2 separate regions of the Homo sapiens genome follow, and region 1 is linked to region 2. A link is an interaction called in ENCODE POLR2A ChIA-PET data of the cell type or tissue named here. Cell type or tissue: A673. All regions are shown on one strand. Each heading gives the region's core, and the rest is flanking DNA. Links, peaks and the distances in the headings are about the cores only.

Region 1 (4,396 bases), core at 251-4,250, 130 kb after region 2:
GCGTGAGTGTAGGCCAAGAAAGAAATCTCCAGCTACTGTTTGCCTGCTTCCATCAGAATGATATGTTTGGCGCACAGTGTGTTTTGTATATCAGTCCTGTTGTTTATGGGAAATACCATTCCTCACCCATCCACGTTCCCCTGTTACTAGGTCCCAGCTACTGCCTTACAGAGAAGGTGATGTTTCATATTTGCTTGCTTGTTTGTTTGTATTATAAGGAATTATTCTTAGCGATGTTAAAAATGATTCTTTCCCATGCAAGGAACTTTTAGACACCCAAGTTTACACTCTGCATTTGCGATAAAAGGAAGTAGGAAAGTGGAGCAGGAGCAAAATGCAGAAGACACCAAAAGAACCTTTGCAGAGAGAGTGTCCTGCCAGGGCATCGACGGCCGCTCCCGGGGCAGGAGCTGAGTTAAGTAGAGCCCCAGCACTACTTTCCTTTCCTGATGTGGCTCAAGGGATCATTGCAAAAATGGACTGTCCCCTATTGGAACATAAAAAGGCCAAATCAGAGTCCATTTGACCTATATCCTTTAAAACTGCACAACTGATGGCGGGTGGTGGGGTGGGGGTTGTTAGAAAGCAGTTCTAAGAGCCAAACCGAATGGCATGGCATGAATCTCAAATTTATTTCACTATGATTACAAAAGCAATAGCTACTTGGATGTAAAAGAAAAACTGGGCTGGGCGCAGTGGCTCACGCCTATAATCCCAACACTTTGGGAGGCCAAGGTGGGTGAATCCACCTGAGGTCAGGAGTTCGAGACCAGCCTGGCCAACATGGTGAAACCCCGTCTCTACTAAAAATACAAAAAATTAGCCGGGCCTGGTGGCAGGTGCCTGTAGTCCCAGCCACTCGGGAGGCTGAGGCAGGAGAATTGCTTGAACCCGGGAGGCAGAGGTTGCAATGAGCCAAGATCATGCCATTGCACTCCTGCCTAGGCGACAGAGCAAGAATCCGTCTCAAAAAAAAAGAAAAAAGAAAAAAAAAGAAAAGAAAAAGAAAAAAGAAAAAGAAAAACTGATTTGTAGAAACATAATACCTAATTTACAGTTGACAACCCACTGTGGGGTTCTAAGCCACCCAGGGGAGTGAAAGAAAGATTAATGAATGGTTTAAAAGGGGCCTGCCCCACAGACCTGTCCCCTTCCCTTTTTTCTCTTCTCCTTCCACCTAAAGTGTTGAGCTGCACATCCAGTCTGACCTCCACTGCTGAGACCTCACGTCTATCAGGTGGGGCCTAGCAGGGATCTGGGTGGGAGGTTCAGTCAGATGCAAACAGCAGCCAGCTGTGTAGAAGCCACGTGCAAAGCAGTTCCTCCTGCGCTGACATGACAGCCACGCGTTTCAACAACAACCACAACAAATCGCATAGGGGATCAGAAGACCATGCTATTCCATTTTACACTAACCACTTACCAGCAGCCTCCCAGGAAGTCATCAAATACGTCACTGTAAATAATACTGAGGATGTCAAAATTCATCTTTACAACTTAACAAATGGTACTTAATTATCTAATAAGAATAAGGAACCTTTTTATATTGTCAAACGTATTACCAGGAAATAATTTAAGGCCTGCTGGCAATAAAATCACAGGACTGATCTTTTAAAATCGCATTTGATGACATATGTACGAACACATACACACATATATATGTACGTACATATAATTTGTGTACATATATATCTAAATAAACCCCAATCCTTTGACACCATTACCACTGCAGAGTTCAAGCTACTTGGAGCCGTGTTATAGAAAAGCAAAATACTTTTGAAGCTCGTCTTTTTTTGTGTGTGTGTGGTTGATATTGGACCCAGTCCATGAGCCTCACAAGAAAAATCACTCTTTTGTGCTTAAAACTTTTTAGCCTAAATGGAATTATCCAGTTTGATCACACACATTATTTGCTAATTTGATTTTGGCTATTTTCCAAAGTCAAATCCAGATTCAAAGGATGATGACTCACCACTATTTCGGGTTTTTGAGGAAATGGGCCCAGGCTGTGAAGGGCTGAAACTCCAGAGACGGAGTCTGAGCAATCACTGTGGTGCTGGGAAAAGCGTAGGAGTGAGGACTGTTTTGTGTCATCTTATACATGGTTTAGAAATAAGTCCTGTGGCTTATCAGTTATACCTGCAGAACACAGGGCAATGTTCTTTCTTCGAGTTGCTAAGGGAACAATGCCTCCCAAGACGCAGAGGTCTGAAATAACAAGGTGCTGGGCCGGCATTGTGGGAAGTGTGGCTTGGTGAGAGCACAGCAATGAGTGAATGGGATGGGAGCTGATCAGTTGGGGAGATTCCCTGGGACCTGCCTCTCTGCTGCAGGCAAAAAACCTGAGAAACGTTTATTCTATTTGTTCTGTGCCCTATATCGATAACTTTTCTCTGTTGAAAAAGTTTGCTTTGAGTATAATATTTATTTTTAGTAATGTACTGTCCCCAAATTTGAATAATGAAGATACTGTTCCCTAATGGTCAAGTACTATCCAGACTCAGTGTGTTAAAAAGAAATGGGTCAGGCATGGTGGCTCACGCCTGTAATCCCAGCACTTTGGTAGGCTGAGGTGGGTAGATCACCTGAGGTCAGGAGTTTGAGACCAGCCTGGCCAACGTGATGAAATTCCATCTCTACTAAAAAAAAAAAAAAAAAAAAAAATTAGCCAGGTGTGGTGGCGGGCACCTACAATCCCAGCTACTTGGGAGGCTGGGGCAGGAGAATTGCTTGAACCCAGGAGGCAGAGGCTGCAGTGAGCCAAGATCGTGCCACTGCACTCCAGCCTGGGCAACAAGAGCAAAACTCCGTCTCAAAAAAAAAGAAATGAGGAAACAGAAACAAAGCAAAAGACCATTGGTTAGCTAATCACTCTTGAATGTTTGAATATGAGCTCTTACAGAGTGACAGTGGGGTTCAGACAGGTGCATTCTTTTGGTCTGAATTAGATACTCAATAATGAAACAATCTGGTGATTGTTTAACACTGCTTCATTCAACGTTTGCAAGATTTTGAATGGGTAAAGCCTCCCTTGGACGTGCTCTATTTTCAAGCAACTAAAACTCATTAATGAGTTCCTGGCCTCTGCGTTTGTAGATCTGGGTCAGTGGCTTAGGTCCATGCTGTGCTCACTGTGTTATCTTGGACAAGTTACTTAACCTTTCTGAACCGTGTGTGTAAAATTAGGTTAATTGTTTTTGCTTCCCAGGGTTATTGTGGGGGTTACATGAAATTTAACAATTTGTATAAGCATATGACAATATCTGGCATGGAAGAGACCTTCAAATCCAATAAGAAATGGAATGTAGGTATCACTAAATATCACATGAACATTTTAAAATGTTATTTGTAATGAAAATTCTGTGGAACAGATCTTGTTTTTCCATTGGTTTCTAATACATAATGGAGATAAACTTTAACCAAAATACCCCAAATAGAACTGGGCCTCCTAATAGTCCATCGGACTCTCTTGAGCCTTTCCTTTGCTATGATTGTGTCTCAAAATCAGGTTCTTTGAGAGCACTGGGATTCTGCTTGTATCTCAAAAGTAATACACAATTGCTTTGTTTAGTAGAGTCTAGTATTTAACATTAAAAGTGCATTGAATTTACCTTGGCACCATGCTAATACAAATTATAAGGTAATGGAACGTTATGAGATACGTGTATTCATTCAGCAAATATTGTCTGGTTCACTGCAAGACACTGGGGAATGCAATAAGGAAAATAAGACAGACCCAGTCTCTCCTGCTGTGACGCTGATAGAAAAACAGACTTCCAATGGATAACCACACAAACACATGTGTCATGTCATGTCACTATGACTCATGTTACAAAGCAAATGTATATGGTGCCGTGAGAGTGTGCAATAGAGTTGAATCTGACCAGGGAGGTCAGGGAAGTGATTCCTGAGCTGAGGACTGAAGAAAGAGTAGGTGTCACTGTTACCGGAAAGAGTCCCGATCCAGACCTCAAGAGAGGGTTCTTGAATCTCGCACAAGAATGAATTCGAGGTGAATCCATAAAGAGAAAGCAAGTTTATTAGAGAAATAAAGAAACAAAAGCATGGCTACTGCATAGGCAGAGCAGCCCCAAGGGCTGCTGGTCAGCTATTTTTATGGTTATTTCTGGATTACATGCTAAACAAGGTGTGGATTATTCATGAATTTTCTGGGAAAGGGGTGGGCAATTCCCGGAACTGAGGGTTTCTCTCCTTTTTAGATCATACAGGCTAACTTCCTGATGCCATGTCATCTATAAAATGTCATGGCACTGATGGAATTTTCTCTTAACATGCTAATGCATTATAATTAGCATATAATGAGCAGTGAGGACAACCAGAGGTCACTTCCATTGCCATCTTGGTTTTGGTGGGTTTTGGCAGGTTTCTTCATCAC
Region 2 (4,396 bases), core at 310-4,309:
CTACTTTCTTCACTTCCTCACCTCCCATTCTCTCTCATGAGAGTTTTCACTTAACTGCGATTAGCCTACTGGAAGGTGCACAAATCGCAGGTATGCAGCTCAATGGATTATCACAAAGTGAACACACCCTGTGCCAATACCCAGGTCAAGAGATGGAACACTGTCCACACCCCAGAAACCTAGTTCTTTCTTCCGACTACCACTGCTCCCTCTTTCCCAAAGACCATTACTATTATTCCTTTTAAAACAACACATTATTTTACCTATTTTGAAAAATTGCTTTGGAATCTTTCTTGCTTTTCTTTCTTTCTTTCTTTTTCTTTCTTTCTTTCTTCCTTCCTTCCTTTTTTCTTTCTTTCTTTCTCTCTCTTTCTTTCTTTTCTTTCTTTCTTTCTTTTTTTTTTTTTTGATGGAGTTTTGCTGTTGTTACCCAGCCTGGAGTGCGGTGGTGCGATCTCAGCTCACTGCAACCTCTGCCTCCCAGGTTTAAGTGATTCTCCTGCCTCAGCCTCCCGAGTAGCTGGAATTACTGTATGTATTTCTCTGTGCATATTTTCTTTTGCCCAGTGTGATGTTTGTGAGGTTTGTTCAAGTTATTACACATAGCAGGGACCAGATCGCACAACATAAGGACTTTTTCATTTTTGTGGAGTGAAGCCCTTGGGAGGTTTTTAACAGAGGAATGACATGGTATGATCTTTGCACTGAAAGTTCACTTAGCTGCTACCTTGAGAACAGAATGTGGGTTGGGAGGTGAGGTTGAAGAAGAAAGCAGGGAGACTGGTTAGGAAGCCATTACAACAATCCAATCACAGTATTAAATTCTCTGGCTTTAGAAAGAAAAGACATTTTAGGTCAGTCCCTCAGTGGAGCTAAATCAAAGCAATAATAAACCGAGTTCACTGTTGGACCTGCAATAACTAGGCCAGCTATCACAATTTAGGCCCAGAAAATAATTAACACCTCCTCAACAAAAATAGCCTTTGCAAACAACTGTAATTTTCAAAATTAAAATAGAATAATATATGGCTGAGAATAAACAGAAGCTTCAATATTTGGAAACCTTGGGTCTTCAAAGTAATACTTCATCAAACACAGAAAGCATTTTCAAGGCCAGAAAACCGAAATAATTTCAGGCCTTGGGGGAATGACAGGGTGGTAACGACTCATCAAAAGCAGACTGGTAGGCAGGGCGAAAAGTATGGGTTGCCTGGATATAAATAATTGGAAATACAGGGATGCCCTACCCTGCTGCAAGATTTTCCTTTACTATTTACATTCTTTCTTGTTATTCTTAACACTTGCATCATCACAAAGGTGTGTTTTCTTCGTGACAAGTATTTTTACATGACTCAGTTGAAAGCTGAGATTATGTGTGGTTGATTTTTCATCCATGACTGCACATTTGTCTTGATCTTAAGAATTCCCAGCTTTTTGAAACGAAAGTTTTAACATTTTTGCTCAGATCCACATATTTGATTCCTTGTTGGTTTTCACAGCACTCTGGGCAAAAAATGGGACTGAAAGTTGGTGTATGTTAAATCTAAGAGCATGGCAAATAATGCTGGACCACGGCTCTATTCAATTCTATAATTTATCTAGGGGAGTGGCCCCATCCCACGTGCCCTTACCCCAGTGGAAAAGTCTGGCTGCCTCATACGATATCAACATCAAAAGATTAGCGTTGTATTGAATATAGTCTCATTTATTTACCAGTTAAGATCTATTGCCAATGCATTTATCTGGGAATCTTGTTTTAGCTTACTTTATTTTTCGCTTCTATCACCTTTGAAAGAATGTTCCCCTTTGGAGCAAAAGTTTTCAAAATAGTTCATACTGGTCTCCAACTCCTCTCTCAAATTCTTTGTTAAACCCACTCCAACAGCCTTTTGTCTTTAATATAGCCTTGTCAAGGCAACCAAAAACCTGCATATTGCTGTGCCTACACCAGCCGTGCAGAGTGTTTATTTTTCCTACCAACCTTCTGAAGATAATTTCTTTGCCTGTATGTTCTGACCAAAAAAAAAAAAAGTGATTCAAAAGAGAGTTTGAAGCCAGGCTGGGTGTGAAGCCAGTAGTGCAAGAGCTTTAGAGTCAGACAAACCTCCGTTGAAGTGCGAGCTGCATCACCTACTAGTAGGTGACCATGAGCAGTCTCCCTGACCCCTCTTGCCTCAGTTTCCTAATCTGTGAAAATGAGGAGTTAACAGAAGCTGCCTAGCAAGGCTGTGGGAAAATGAAATGAGAGAATGGGCCTGGCACATGGTAACCATTTATTATGCATTAGCTGCTATTATTATTGTCGTTGATACTGTTCTCATCTGAGGCCAGTGGGAGCAAATAAGTTTTATGCCAGGAGATTCCTCCCCACAAATCCTCTTGGGTAAGCAGCTGCCTCTGCTGCTTTCTCAGGCTGCTTTGTTTGACTTCCTGCCTGCTTGAGGCATAAATCAATAACTTTGATGATAGCCACTGCTCTTGTGTGTGAGATGAGGCAGGAGGAAGGAAGGTTACAAGAGGGGGTGATCACTGGAAAAGACTAATGTAAGTCTATAAACTCAGCACCCCACAGATAGAGGAAATGCTCCCAATAAATTGGCCTCTGTCTATACATCTGGATAAAATTAAAACAATAAGCTTTATTTTAATAAGATCATAAAATTGCAAGCTTTGCAAAAGCAGGAGCAACGTCCTCCATTTCCTCTGAGTCCTTCCACACTGCTGTCCTTAGGTAGCTAAGCCAGCAGCCTTCAATCTTTTTCTTTTTCTTTTTTCTTTTTTTTTTTTTTTTTTGCTGATTCACAAAAGTGGATGCCACTTACATGAACGATCACTCTTGTGGGGATGCCCAAGATTCTGTGAAATTCCCAACACACAAGCAGCAATTCCTCCCTGTTCTCTCTCTTGAACACAAGGGAGAATGACAAAAATAGAGGGGTACATTTTAGCTAGCTCCAATTCACTTGGGAAAAAAATACATAATTTGTGAGCTTATCTTTATTGTTAGTCATATGTTTCTTTTGACATCTCACACTGTTCACCTTCACCATTTCAACAGGCATCCATTTCAACAAGCTGTCATCAAACAGTGGTGCCAGGGAGCTACTAGGAAATGGGATGAGGAGAGTCTGGGATGTCTGTTGGTGCTTCCCAACGAGTGTTATGGGCCCTCTGTTTTCAGGTGGACCTTCCTGCAGGAGCAGAAGATTTCTTGCTAAAGGGAGTGTAAAGGTCTTTTCCTTTCTATTTAGTGGATCAGAACCTGCATAGAAACAGAAATGAAATGCTCAGGTGGGAGCAGTGATTCTCAATGGCTGATGTCCAAGACACAAAAGGATAATCACAATGTTTTTATGATATCAACTTCTGAAAATCATGTTTGGCAATTTTTTCCTGAATAACAGACAATATGAAGAAGACCCAAAATGTTTATAAAGGGGAGATTTCGGAGTGGGATCTGTTTCAAGTCAAAGGAGAAAGCAGTCAGGCAGCTTGGGGGCCAATTACAATATTGGGTGAAAGCCACTGGGTTAAAGAGAAGGCTATGGGGTCACCACACAAGACAAAAACTGAACTGTTGATTCCCTTTCCCACCATTCCTCTCCCTTTCTTTTAGCAAATGGCAAACCCATTCGTCACCAAGCCAGAAATCTTTGAGTCATTGTCTCCTCTCTCTCTCTCTCATACTCTCCATTTGATTGATCAGCAAATCTTGACTTTCTGAGTTTCAAAACGTCATCAGTACCTGACCACTTCACTCCAGTGAAGGACAGTACTCATCCTGGTCCAGGCCACCAATATCTCTCACCCAGGTAATGGCCTCCTAACTAGTCTTACTGCTTTCACCTTCCCTTGCTCAATCTGTTTCACGTAGTAGACAGAACGGTCTTTTTAATGTTTAAATCAGATTATGCCATTTCTTTGCAAACCTCCAATGACCTCTCATCTCATTCACAGAAAAGCAGTCTTTACTATGAGTCTATGAGACCTTTTAGGACCTCAGTCCTTGCAACCTGTCCAACAACATCATCTCCAACAGCTCTTCCCCTCTGTCACTCAGCTCATTGACAATGGTCACCTGGGTTTTACTTGAACAACCCTACCTCAGGGCTTTGCACTCGCAATTCTCTCTGCATGAAGTATTTTCTTCCAGGAATTTGCTTGGCTAACTTATTTAATCAGTTCATCATAGGCCTCATTATGAAAGAAGCTTTATTCTTTTTTATGGGCAACTTGATCATTGGCATCTGTTTCAGCAGTCAATGACTGTGAGCAAATTGGCAATGTCAAACTCTGCAAAATTTCGAGATTTTTTTTAATGACCTAAAATAGAGAGTTTATTATCTCAGAAATTTGTTAAGGTCAAATTTTTTGTGTATTATCCTCAGCGCATGGT

What was found. ChIA-PET counts read pairs that join two places held together with the same protein. Peaks named below come from ENCODE experiments on the same cell type or tissue, not always from the same donor. Only the 100,000 strongest peaks of a DNase experiment are listed, where the experiment ranks them.
Region 1: POLR2A ChIA-PET joins it to region 2 with 5 read pairs; 2 of 35 experiments call an interaction of 5 or more read pairs at or near these places.

Annotation. Positions count from the first base shown.
Region 1 is chr13:36,028,732-36,033,127 of GRCh38, reverse strand. The region is part of intron 3 of DCLK1 (doublecortin like kinase 1); the gene reads left to right. Among named protein-coding and RNA genes, the nearest start is that of DCLK1, 100 kb to the left of the region's middle. In A673, for the core only: no CTCF peak of the experiment used is centred there; DNase peaks (open chromatin) are centred at 1,407 and 1,987; H3K27ac peaks cover 469 bases.
Region 2 is chr13:36,155,742-36,160,137 of GRCh38, reverse strand. LOC107984604 (a long non-coding RNA gene) reads left to right here. Exons shown (of 3, transcript XR_001749822.1): 3 at 3,059-3,225. Among named protein-coding and RNA genes, the nearest start is that of DCLK1, 27 kb to the right of the region's middle. In A673, for the core only: no CTCF peak of the experiment used is centred there; a DNase peak (open chromatin) is centred at 2,517; H3K27ac peaks cover 1,514 bases.